Regions from separate parts of the Homo sapiens genome. Here regions 1 and 3 are each linked to region 2. Evidence: chromatin contacts called from ENCODE Hi-C or POLR2A ChIA-PET data. All regions are on one chromosome and are shown on one strand. Each heading gives the region's core, a stretch centred on a gene start or an enhancer-like site at or near the end of the contact. The rest is flanking DNA. Distances are from core to core; before and after follow the strand shown. Region 1 holds the start of BICD2 (BICD cargo adaptor 2). Region 2 holds the start of LINC00475 (long intergenic non-protein coding RNA 475). Region 3 holds the start of IPPK (inositol-pentakisphosphate 2-kinase).

The links. A loop is a pair of places that touch in the nucleus more often than their neighbours do. ChIA-PET counts read pairs that join two places held with the same protein, here RNA polymerase II (POLR2A). Pooled maps may share reads with other maps.
Region 1: a loop to region 2 is called in a pooled map, with 4 times the contacts of the local background. The contact joins the promoter of BICD2 here to the promoter of LINC00475 in region 2. A Hi-C loop is called at or near these places in 1 of 37 single-sample maps with no recorded cell type and 6 of 50 pooled maps. POLR2A ChIA-PET finds 5 or more read pairs at or near these places in 2 of 52 experiments (AG04450 and MCF 10A).
Region 3: a map of ascending aorta shows a loop between it and region 2 (3-fold over the local background). The contact joins the promoter of IPPK here to the promoter of LINC00475 in region 2. A Hi-C loop is called at or near these places in 2 of 168 maps with a recorded cell type or tissue (PC-9 and ascending aorta) and 7 of 50 pooled maps. POLR2A ChIA-PET finds 5 or more read pairs at or near these places in 2 of 52 experiments (HepG2 and SK-N-SH).

The regions. Positions count from the first base shown.
Region 1 is chr9:92,762,525-92,766,278 of GRCh38, reverse strand. It overlaps BICD2 (BICD cargo adaptor 2), which reads left to right and starts at 1,446. Exons shown (of 7, transcript NM_001003800.2): 1 at 1,446-1,774. The coding sequence starts at 1,535. RefSeq lists a silencer at 756-1,495 and an enhancer at 3,319-3,478.
Region 2 is chr9:92,139,615-92,142,881 of GRCh38, reverse strand. It overlaps LINC00475 (long intergenic non-protein coding RNA 475), which reads right to left and starts at 1,415. Exons shown (of 4, transcript NR_027341.1): 1 at 1,232-1,415. RefSeq lists enhancers at 551-1,129, 1,130-1,709, 2,289-2,868 and a silencer at 1,386-1,565.
Region 3 is chr9:92,668,855-92,672,509 of GRCh38, reverse strand. It overlaps IPPK (inositol-pentakisphosphate 2-kinase), which reads left to right and starts at 2,379. Exons shown (of 13, transcript NM_022755.6): 1 at 2,379-2,602. The coding sequence starts at 2,522. LOC107987095 (a long non-coding RNA gene) reads right to left here and starts at 2,148. Exons shown (of 2, transcript XR_001746837.2): 1 at 1,837-2,148. RefSeq lists enhancers at 382-551, 809-1,103, 1,858-1,907, 1,918-2,367, 3,108-3,277 and a silencer at 2,408-2,587.

The DNA.
Region 1 (3,754 bases), core at 197-2,696, 620 kb before region 2:
GCAACTGGATCCTGGACCACAAAAACAATACTGAAACTCTCCAGTATGGTGTTGGGCCCTCGTGCAATTAGAGTGTGGACTGTGCATTAGATAGTGTCAGTACCCTGTGTGCTGTGATTTCTGCTGTCATGGCTTCTTTCTAATTTGGTCTTGAGGGAGAGTGACCATAAGCCAAGATAGCCACTCTCTAGGAGAACCGAATGGGTGTGGGGTTCAGGTGAGATACAATGAGAAAGTAAAATTAAAAGGTACAAAACAGAAGGAATTTATTATTCTTAGGTTCCGGAGAGGTTAGGGATGCCTAAGAGAGGCGGACAAGCAGATGGAGAGGGGCAGTGAGAGACGGTGGGAAGGAAGGGACTATGGCTGTGCTAGGGTCCATGGAAATCATCCTTTAGGATTTCCCTTGGGGCCTGTGGACTGGCTAAAGAAAATACGAGGGAAGGGTGAACTCATCTGCACTGATACTGGCCATTAGGTGCTATGGCGGTCAGCGGCTGTGGGGTGTGTTGCGCTTTAGGTCAATGAGATAAAGAATAAACGAGTTATCTCACACACCACCATATACGGAGAAGTGTTACCTACGCCAAGGCGAAGGGTACGACTGGCTTTCAAACAACTTAAGTCAGGCCTAAAAATAGATGCGGAGACAACAATTATATTTACCACGTTTATGACCCTGTATTAATGGAAATGTCTTTATTCCCAAGAAATAGACCTTGAAGGACTGAGGGGCGGTGCTGAGGTTCCCGCTGGCCCCTGGGCGCCCCCTGCTGGCCCGTCCTCCTCCCGCCCCCAGACGTCTGCACAGAGCATGCGTCACACCGTCCACGGGTTTCCAGCAGCAGCCGTTCACCCGCGCTCTCGGATGCGCTTCTAGCTCGTGGCCTCCCGGGCTCTGTCCGCGTTGTTCGTCCCACGGTCGGGAGCCCAGTCCTGCCGCCCCGCACCCGCCTCCCCCTGGGGGTTCTCCCGGCAGCCGTCTTGCCACCCCGCGTGGCCGCCGGCTGCCAGAGGCACAGGGGAGCGCGAGGCCCGGCGACCGAGCAGTGTCCCCGGCTCTGAGTGTGGGGAAGGCCGCGGGGCCGCGCCCACTCGACCGCCGTCCAGGGGACTGCAAGGCGCCGGTACATCCGGCTCGACGCTGGCGGCGCAGGCCAATCACGGACGGGGACGGGTGGGCGCGGGGCTGGACGGGTTTTGTAGTCGGTGCGCTAGCGGGACTACTGTCCCCACAGCCCCCTGGGCCACATTGGCGTCAGTGGCTGCGCCCGAGGGCCCGCCCCTCACAGAGCATGGGCCAATCATAGCCGGGGGCCGGGCGGGCGCCGGGCATGATGGACCTTGTGGTCGGAGCGCAGGCAGGACTCCAGCCCCCAGCGGGCCCCGCGCGCCGGAGGGGAGGAGCCGTGCGGCGGCGCGGGCGGGCGGGCGGCCGTCGGGGCAGGGCGGCGGCGGCGGCGGCAGCGGCGGCGGCTGAGGAGGGCCCGGCCTGCGAGAGCCTCAGTGGGAGCCGGCTCAGCCCTCGGCCACCATGTCGGCGCCGTCGGAGGAGGAGGAGTACGCGCGGCTGGTGATGGAGGCGCAGCCGGAGTGGCTGCGCGCCGAGGTGAAGCGGCTGTCCCACGAGCTGGCCGAGACCACGCGTGAGAAGATCCAGGCGGCCGAGTACGGGCTGGCGGTGCTCGAGGAGAAGCACCAGCTCAAGCTGCAGTTCGAGGAGCTCGAGGTGGACTATGAGGCTATCCGCAGCGAGATGGAGCAGCTCAAGGAGGTGAGCCGAGCCGCCCTGCCCTGCGACCCCCGCCCGGCGCCGGGGCCTGTGGGCGTCGTCCCTGGCACCAGGGCGGCCAAGGTCAGCTTGCCAAGCGGGGGCCGGCAGGGGTGGGCCGCCGGGGCGGAGGGGGCACGGGCAGTATGTGGGAGTGGGCCCGGCCTTGGCTAGCAGGCCGGTGCCGCGGCCGTTGCAGACGCCGCTAATGCAGGGGTCCGGGCGCCTTGTCGCCTCCTGCAGCTGCCCGCCTGCTTCTGTGCGGACCTGGGCGGCCCCGGCGGGGCGGGGCTTCGTAAGGGCTGATGCTTTGCGGTGGTCGCTGTTCCGGGTGTGTCTGAGTGTGGGGTGGGGTTGGGAGGGCAGTGGCTGAGCCGGGAGCTGAGGCCACGGATGCTGGTGACCCGCTGGGAGAGGCCGAGGGTGGGCCTGGGTCTGGGTGGCTGCGGCTCTGTCACCTTCAGAGAAAGCACTTCCCCTCTCTGGGCGCAGCTACTTTCGGAGCGTTTCTGCTTCTTTCATGAGTGCCTCCGAGGTGGGGAAAGGTCGTGGACAGCGGCCTAAGTGAGTAGGGGCTCGGGGTTGCACGTGGAGGTTGCCCCTGGCATGGGTCCCCCAGTACCCTTGCCCCAGGCCCAGCGCTGTGTCCTCATGGCCGGGATTGCGCTCCCACCAGCTAGCATGACTTCCCTGGCCCACTTCCTGTCCAGCCCCGCTTCTCGGGCCCTTCCCCTCGCTGTGGCTTGCTGTGTTCCTCTTGGACGGAGACCTCAGTGGTCTGTGTCATTCCCACTGGGGGGAGAGTAGGTTAGACCACCAGGCTGGTCGAGGGTCTCCAGGCGGCAGGGCAGCGGGAGTCTTGGACAGTCCTTCCCCAGCTTCTCTTCTCCCGTTCCCTGACTCCATAGCGTTGTTTGCAGGAATTGCTTTCTGGGAGGATACACCAGGGTTTGGATCCAGGCTGTGCCCCTTGCTAGTGATGTGGCTTTGGGTAGAGGCCCTCCGTGAGTCTTAGTTTCCCCCTCTGCAAAATGGGAGTGCAGTACTGCGTGCCCAGAAAGGATTGTTGTGAGGGTCATGTATTTGGAAAGGACTGGTGTGCGGTCAGGAGTATAGCTTGGTGGTGTGCTCCCTTCCCCCACTTGAGTGTGTCCTGGTGAGCCCTTGGCTCTTGGTTTCCAGGCTTATCACCTGGCACCTCTGCTCCCAGTCAGCCCAGACAGGTGCCTAAATCATTTGCAGCCTTCCTTGCCTCCCCCGTGTCTGAGGAGACCCGTCTGTGGAGAGCAGAGAATGAATCCAAGCAGATGCTTGGATGTCTGGGCAGAGCAGGTGCTCAGTTAGTACCAGTCAATGGCTGACCCTGGGCCAGCAGGAGCTGGGTCCTCCCCCATCGCCCTCAGGACTCGATTCTGTTGTCTGTCAGCAGGTATTGGCACCTTCTGCAATGCATGCTCCAGTGGCGCTGGAGCTACAAGAGGGGTGAGATGCAGCTGCTCTTGCAAGAGTCCCCATCTTAGGGTGGGGCGTGTGATAGGGAGGCAGGGGGCTCTGAGAATATGGAGTGGGAGTGGACTCGGCCAGTTTCTGGTCTCCTGTAGCGGGGCTCACCCTCTCCAGCAGGCAGCACTATCTGTTAGGGCGCTTTTCCCTCTGCACACAGTGAAGCAGCCCTCTTCCTCCTACCAAGTGCATCGTGAGCCGCTCCTGGGCAGCCTCTACAGTCCCTGTCTCTGTCCACAGCTTGGGTTTGGCAGTGTCCTCTGTGAGAAGGAATTGTCGCTGACTTAACTTGTCCCCGCTTTGGTGCCCTTCATTTGTCAGGTCTTTGCTATTCTGACACAAACGTTTTGGCACAGTGAAGAATCTTGGCATTTTCGTGGCATGTATCTGGAGGGTGAGTCCCTAGCAGAATCAGGAAGAGGGTATACCTGTTTCTGTGGGTACTCTTTAGGCGTCTGCTTGCTTGTTTTTTGTCACCAC
Region 2 (3,267 bases), core at 166-2,665:
GACATCCCAACCTAGGGACAGGGACATTTGGAGAGGAGCCCCATGAAGAGTTGCCATCTGGGACCCTCTGCCTCCCACCAGGACACTGCCAACACTGAGCATCCTTTTAGTTCCACAAATTCTTGCTAGGCCCCTATAAAGATTCGCCCAGCGTCCTCTTCCTCTAAGCTCCCACGTGCTAGAACTCCCACATGCTAGAAGCCATGAGGGGTCTCTCTCAGGCCAGAAGGAGCTCTGGGATCCTAGCCCTCAGCAGAAGGCCCCAGGCTTTCCCACCTGCTCCCAGCTCCTCTGAGGAAGTTGATGGAGCCTGCAGAGCTGGGCTGGAGGAGGTCTCCTTTCCCCAGAGCGGGGCTGGGGGTGCGGGTAGGTGGCCTGGAATGTGCTCTCTCACCCTCCTCCTGCCCATGTGGTAAGCAGCGAGAGCCCCCAGCCCTCCAGCTCTGAGGGGAAGCTCCTGTGAGCCAGACGGACAGGACAGCTGCCCCCAATAGGGTCCCCTTCACGGGCCATCTCACCCCAACTCAGACGCTAAAAATGGTTCTCCGCTTTTCAGCCTCCGCGCCTGCCCACAAATTAGTGTCTCCAACACAGCCTCTTGGGACATGACTTTAGGGAGGCCCCTGGGGGAGCCGGGAGGCCCCAGTAAAGGGAGATGGTGCTGGCAGAGTCCCTTTCTGAGGAGACAAGAGTGGATAAGGCCCCCCTCCCAGCTTCTGGGACCCCCCCCCCAAAGAAGGCCACCCAGCCTCAGTGTGACAGCCCTGTTGTCCTCACCATGGCAGAAGAACAGACATTATTTCCACCCCACTGGGGCACGCTCCCCTCACCTCCACCTCCAGTTCTGTCAGCTTTACCCTCAGCCACCATCCTGGGCACTGCTCTGCTGGAAGAGAATGCAGCAACAGGAGATGGGGGAGCCAGCCCCGCGCCCTCCCGCTTAGGGTCCAGAACCCACCTTGCCAAACCTGGGCTCCCGCAGTCAGCCCACAAGCACGGAGGCCAATGGGGAAGCCAAGTCAGGGAAGCCTGGTCTCCCTGCTCGCCTGATATTTAGTCTCAGACTCTTCTCCCCTCCCCAGTCCCGCAACGGTCAACTTGGAAGGGGGTGAACCCTCTCCGGGATGCCCACGCCCCAGGGCACCAAGCAAGCAGGTGTCCTGCTGAGGCCAGGACTGGGTGCAAGCCAGCAGCCCGCAGTACCAGGTGGAGACAGGCGGGCAGTACTCACAGGTAAGCCGTCAGGGGATCCAGGTCCCCCGGTATGGCGGACAGCCCAAGCTCAAGAGCAGTCGGCAGACAGCATGATGCCGTCCTCCTGGCAGTGGCAGGGGGCCGGGCAGGCGGTAGGCCCCGGGCCGGGCTGGGGGGCGCAGCCGGCGCTCGGGGAGGCGCACACAGCGGCGCGAAGTCACAGCGCCCGGAGCCTGGGCGGGTTGGGCATCTCGGCGGCCGGGCTGCTGGGTCACCTGGCGGCCAGGCGCGCAGACGCACGGGCGCGGTGTCCGCAGCTGCTTTCTCCCGGTCCCGGCGGGCTGCGCCGTCGGTGGGGACCGCCCCGGGGGCTCTACTGGGCGTCGGCGGCGGGGCGGTGCAGTCAGAGAGGAGCAGGCATTGTTGAGTGATCTTCGTTATTCAGTTTCACAGGCTGGGCTTGGCAAGGGAGGGAGACCCAGCCGGAGGAGGAGTCAAGGAAACTTTCTACGCTGCGGCTAGCTCCCTTCCCTCCTTCCTTCGGAGCTGGCAGGAATTTCATTCAGGAAAGATAAAAAAAGGAAAAAAGCAAAGAAACCCAAGCGAGCAAAGCTCAGCCCGTCAGAGACCTGCACTTGTTTAGAAAGGGTGTCCCAGGGCCTTGGCTGCAGGGCTGGGGACCCTCTTGCCTTTGGGGATAGCCACGGGGTCACATGGGACCCAGAGGAGATCTCTGAAAGAGGCCTTGGGGCTCTCATAGCCCCTCATGCCTTCACCACGTTTCACACTGGAGGAAACAGAGACCCAAGAGGAGAAATGATTTGTTCAAGGTGACACAGCTGATAGGGCATCCCCAGAGCTGGAACTCGTCAGCCCTCCTCGGCCTTATCCTAGGACAAGAGAGAGGGGAGTGAGGGGCTACCCTGGAAGAGGCCAGGCTGCGGAGGGTTCCACTGCAAGCTGGGATGACCCGGCAGTGGGCAACCAGGAGCAGTCTCCTCCCTGAGAGGTCGCGCCTTGACTCCAAAGAAACGGGTGTGGAGTTCCACTCGCTGAGTGCACCCTGGGTGGAAATGCACTCCTGCAGCCTCTGTCAGGTTTACTGTCAGGTTTACGGGGACCACCTTGATCCCTGCTCCCAGGACCTCGGCAGGCTGAGGGACTGCGTGCAGCTCAGCTGCTTGTCAAGAGGCCACCTCAAAGTAAGCAGATTGGCGCCACCTGGAGGCCGGGTGCTGCACCTGCAGCTCGGCCACCCTGAGGCTGGAATCCCACCAACTGGCTGACCTGGCCGGCCCCAGAGCCCTGGTGAGCAAAGGGCACGGTGGTTAAAACTGAGGCCAATCCCTGTTCTCTCCTTAGACCATAGTGAGCTGGCTGTGCTTCCTTCACGCAGCCTCTTGCTGTCTCTGGTCTCTCCCATGCTGAGCCAAGCCCCAGTGCAGAGCTAGAGCAGGCTGTGGGCACCCCTCCTTCCTTTTTTGCCCTGTCTCCCCATGGTCCAGCCAGAGGGTATACCAGAAACCTGGGACCTCAGAGGCATCCAGGATTTCTTCCACCCTGTCCTTCCACATGCCAGAATCCTCTCATCAACACCTCTCCACTCTCCGATAACCTCCCAGGGCTAGAGGGGCTGCATAGCCGGACCAAGAAATGAGCAGACCCTGACCCTAGGCCTCCCGTTGGTGCCATGGCGCTGAAAGTAGAAGATGAGCCTCCTAAGAAGGCTAGAGGATGGGCCTACATGACCAGAAAGACTCACAGATAGAGCCACCTTTGCCCTATGGCAGAAAGCTACCACAGGCCAGCCTGCACTTCCTTCACTCAACCATAGCCTTGGCTCCATCTCATTTGCAGCTCCTGCTGCTCCAATGTGAGATTTTCCCAGAGTGGAAAAGCCATGGTTGAGCCCTGTTGCAACCTCAGCAGCAGCTGCTTGAGACAGACTTGGGCAGCTCAGAGCAGAGCCTCCAGCCTGCTTTTGTGAGGGTCATTAGGGGGCCCACCCTCAGCTCCTGATAAACATGGCATATGGAGGACACCGGCATTTAGTCCTCCTGGGAGGGCACCAGT
Region 3 (3,655 bases), core at 1,130-3,629, 530 kb before region 2:
CATCACCATATAATGGCAATTTTAAAGTATCAGGGATATAATACACCTCCATGGGGGAAAAAATCAAGATACAGAACATTTCTAGCACCTTAGAGGTTTCAAGGAAATATTTTAATGCTTAATATATTATTTAATCTCACCCCAACTCTCCTTTTTGCAGGGTGCTGAGGAACTCAACTGCAGTCATGTTTAAGCTTCCCTGGCCTTGTGGGGGCGTGGGAAGGACTGAATTTTGTGAGCCCTAAGGTCCTCTCTCTCTGTTGGGAGCTACTTACCTCCAGGAGTGGCTGTTTCTGCCCCCATTTCTCAACCATCCCTGTGGAGGGTCCTGAGCCACCTCCCACCCAGCTTCCCCACCACCCCCCCCCCACCGCCTCCTTTTTTCTCTTTCAGACGGAGTCTTGCTCTGTTGCCCAGGCTGGAATGCAGTGGCACGATCTGGGCTCACTGCAACCTCTACCTCCCGGGTTCAAGTAATTCTCCTGCCTCAGCCTCCCGAGTAGCTGGGATTGCAGGCGTGCACCACACACCCAGCTAATTTTTGTATTTTTAGTAGAGATGGGGTTTCACCATATTGGCCAGGCTGGTCTCAAACTCCTGACCTCATGATCCACCGCCTTGGCCTCCCAAAGTGCTGGGATTACAGGCGTGAGCCACCACACCCAGCCTCCCCCACTTTTTTTTTTTGAGACAGAATCTTGCTTTGTCACCCAGGCTAGAGTGCAGTGGCTTGATCACGGCTCACTGCAGCCTCAACCTCCCGGGCACAAGCGATCCTCCCGCCTCAGCCCCTCAGCCCTACAAGTAGCTGGGGCTACAGGCACAGATACCACACCCTGCTAATTTTTTGTAGAGACAGGGTTTCACCATGTTGCCAGGCTGGTTTGGAATTCCTAAGCTCAAGCGATCCGCCCACCTCGGCCTCCCAGAATGCTGGGATTACAGGCATGAGTCACCATGCCCTGCCCCAGCCTCCCTTTTGAGGCCTAAAATGGAGGAAAGAGATGCTCAAAGCCTTCAGCTCATTTTCCTGAGTCACTGGCCTGATTTCACTACAATTCCCAAGGCCTGGCAAGGTGCCCAGCCGTTCTCAAAGTTGGGTCTGCAGGTCCTCTCTTTGTGAACTACATAACTGCAGATGTTCTTCACAATGTGTATGTCAACCAATGCAATATATTGCAGCAGACCGAATGCCGAAGCACATGTGAGAACCTATTAGGTCAGATTTTAAAAAGATTTGCAAAAGTGTAAAACAATACCACTCCTTTATTTTGGTGGTGGGCGTGGAATGTAATGTTTACTTTTTTTTTTTTTTTTTTTTTTGAGATGGAGTCTCACTCTGTCGTCCACGCTGGAGTGCAATGGCGCGATCTTGGCTTACCGCAACCTCCGCCTCCTGGGTTCAAATGATTCTCTTGCCTCAGCCTCCGGAGTAGCTGGGATTACAGGCCTGCGCCACCATACCTGGCTCATTTTTGTATTTTTAGTAGAGACAGGGTTTCACCATGTTGGCCAGGCTGGTCTCAAACTCCTGACCTCAGGTGATACGCCCGCCTCAGCCTCCCAAAGTGCTGGGATTACAGGCGTGAGCTACCGCGCCCGGCTGTTTACTTTTAAACGAAACAACAAAAAACTTTAAAGCATTTTAACTTAGAATGTGGTAACATCGATAGCTGTAACCCACATTAGCAAAAGCTTGGGGCCCTCATTTTTATGAGTATAAAGTGGTCCTGAGACTACGAGTTTGGGAAATGCGGTAGCTCTACGAGGCGGTGCCATTCTTGCCGCCGCATCAGTGAATTTAGGAGAAGGAAGGTCGTTAGCCCTCTGCCTCACCGCCAAGCAGGAGCCTTGCGCTCCAACTGCGTCCCTCGAAGTCTTCAGGCAAAAGCGGGACTGGGGAGTCCAGTCCTGTGGCCCAGCCACATTTCCTCGCGTAGAACGTTGGACAATGTTTTCTACCTCACAGGACCATCCAAATGACTGCGTTAGGTATTCCCATGAAATGTACGATGAGTACACCCTATTCTACAGAAGCAAAAGCTGAGGCTCAGAGACGCCAAGAGGTTTGCTGGGGTCTCGCGACTAAGCGGTCCCAACACCCAGACACCCTGGCTACCCGGGGACTGCCGGTCACTACCGGGCGCCGAAAAGCCGCCGGCTCCTTCCGCCAGCTACACATCCGGCGCCGAGGCCGGAAGCTTCTCTTCCGGCTCCCAAGACCGCGTTCCGGAAATGAGTCGCTCTACCAGTACCTAAGATGGCCGCCGGCCCATCCACCGTCGCGATCGGTGTGAGGAAAGTGTCACGAACCCGGAATTGCCCGACTCCGTCATGGCAGGCGCCGGGGGCGTGGCTTCCGGCGGCCACAGCTTGCTAGTCGCCGCGGCGGGGTCGAGCGGGGGCGGCAGCTGACAGGCGCTCCTCCCCCGACCGCAGCGGCTGGTTCCCAGCGAGGCGGGCGGCCCCCAGCTCGCGTCCCCGAGTCCTAGCCCGCGAGGCGCCAGGGCTGCGCCTGGGCATGGAAGAGGGGAAGATGGACGAGAATGAATGGGGGTACCACGGAGAGGGCAATAAGAGCCTGGTGGTGGCCCACGCGCAGGTGAGCGGTGGACGTGCGGCGCAGGTCCGGTACCTCACTCCGACGGCCGGTATCACCCCGCCCCCATTATCCGTTTCCTCAACAGGGTCGGTTCCACGTCCCCCCAGTACCTTCCTCCTCCCCGGCCGGTCTCCGGAATTCCCCCACCCTCCAGCATCCCCCCCTACCGCTTGGGTTCCTCATCACCCCAGTATCCCCTCTCTACTGGGTCAGTCTCCCATTGCCCCAGATCCTTCTCCTGGCCGGTCTGTCGTCCCCTCAGTATTCCCGTTCCCCGTCAGAGTCAGTTCCACATCCCCCTCCCCGCCCCGTCGGTGCCGCGCTCAGCCTCACGCGGTGCCGCCTCCCGCCTGGATGCCCGCCGGACTGCCAGGCCGCAGTGGGGTGGAGGCTTGGTTGGGACGGAGGGCCCGGCCAGCACTGGAGGAAGAAGCAGAGTGCCCACAGTGCTGTTACTCTCAGCACCAAAAGAGTTCAGCCTCGTGAGACTACGGAATTGCTGTGCTGTTAATAGTAAGGGGATGTTGTCCACAGGTCCTCTTCTCAACCTTTTAGAATTTGAAGGCTTTCACCTGAATTCAACGAGGGTGAAAGTTTTAGAAACTGCAGTAAGATCTCGCAAAGGTGAATCCCAAGAGTGAAGCGTGTGGGTTTCTGTGAGGGCCCAGATCTCTCTGACCTTTTGCTGTCTGGTACAACCACGCAGGAATGTGGCCGGCTGGAACGGGGGAGGGGGGTGAGGGAGGCGAGGATAGGTGTCATGTAGGGAGGAGTTAGAGCATGGGTGTTAAAGGCACAGGAATCTCAGTGTCTACATTTGTGAAGTGGAACTAGTAGTAGAATTCACTTTGTGGGATTGTTGCAAAGACCAGTTACGCAGGAACCCATCAAGTTATGCTTAGCAAGTGATAATTGTCATCCCTTGGACAGATAAATAAAGTGAAAATCAGAGAGGTTAAGGGCATTGCCCGAGTCGAACAGCTTGTCAGGGATGATGTAGGCAGTGGAGTCCTGCCTTGCTTCTGTTGTTCCTATGCTGGGTGCATTGGTCAG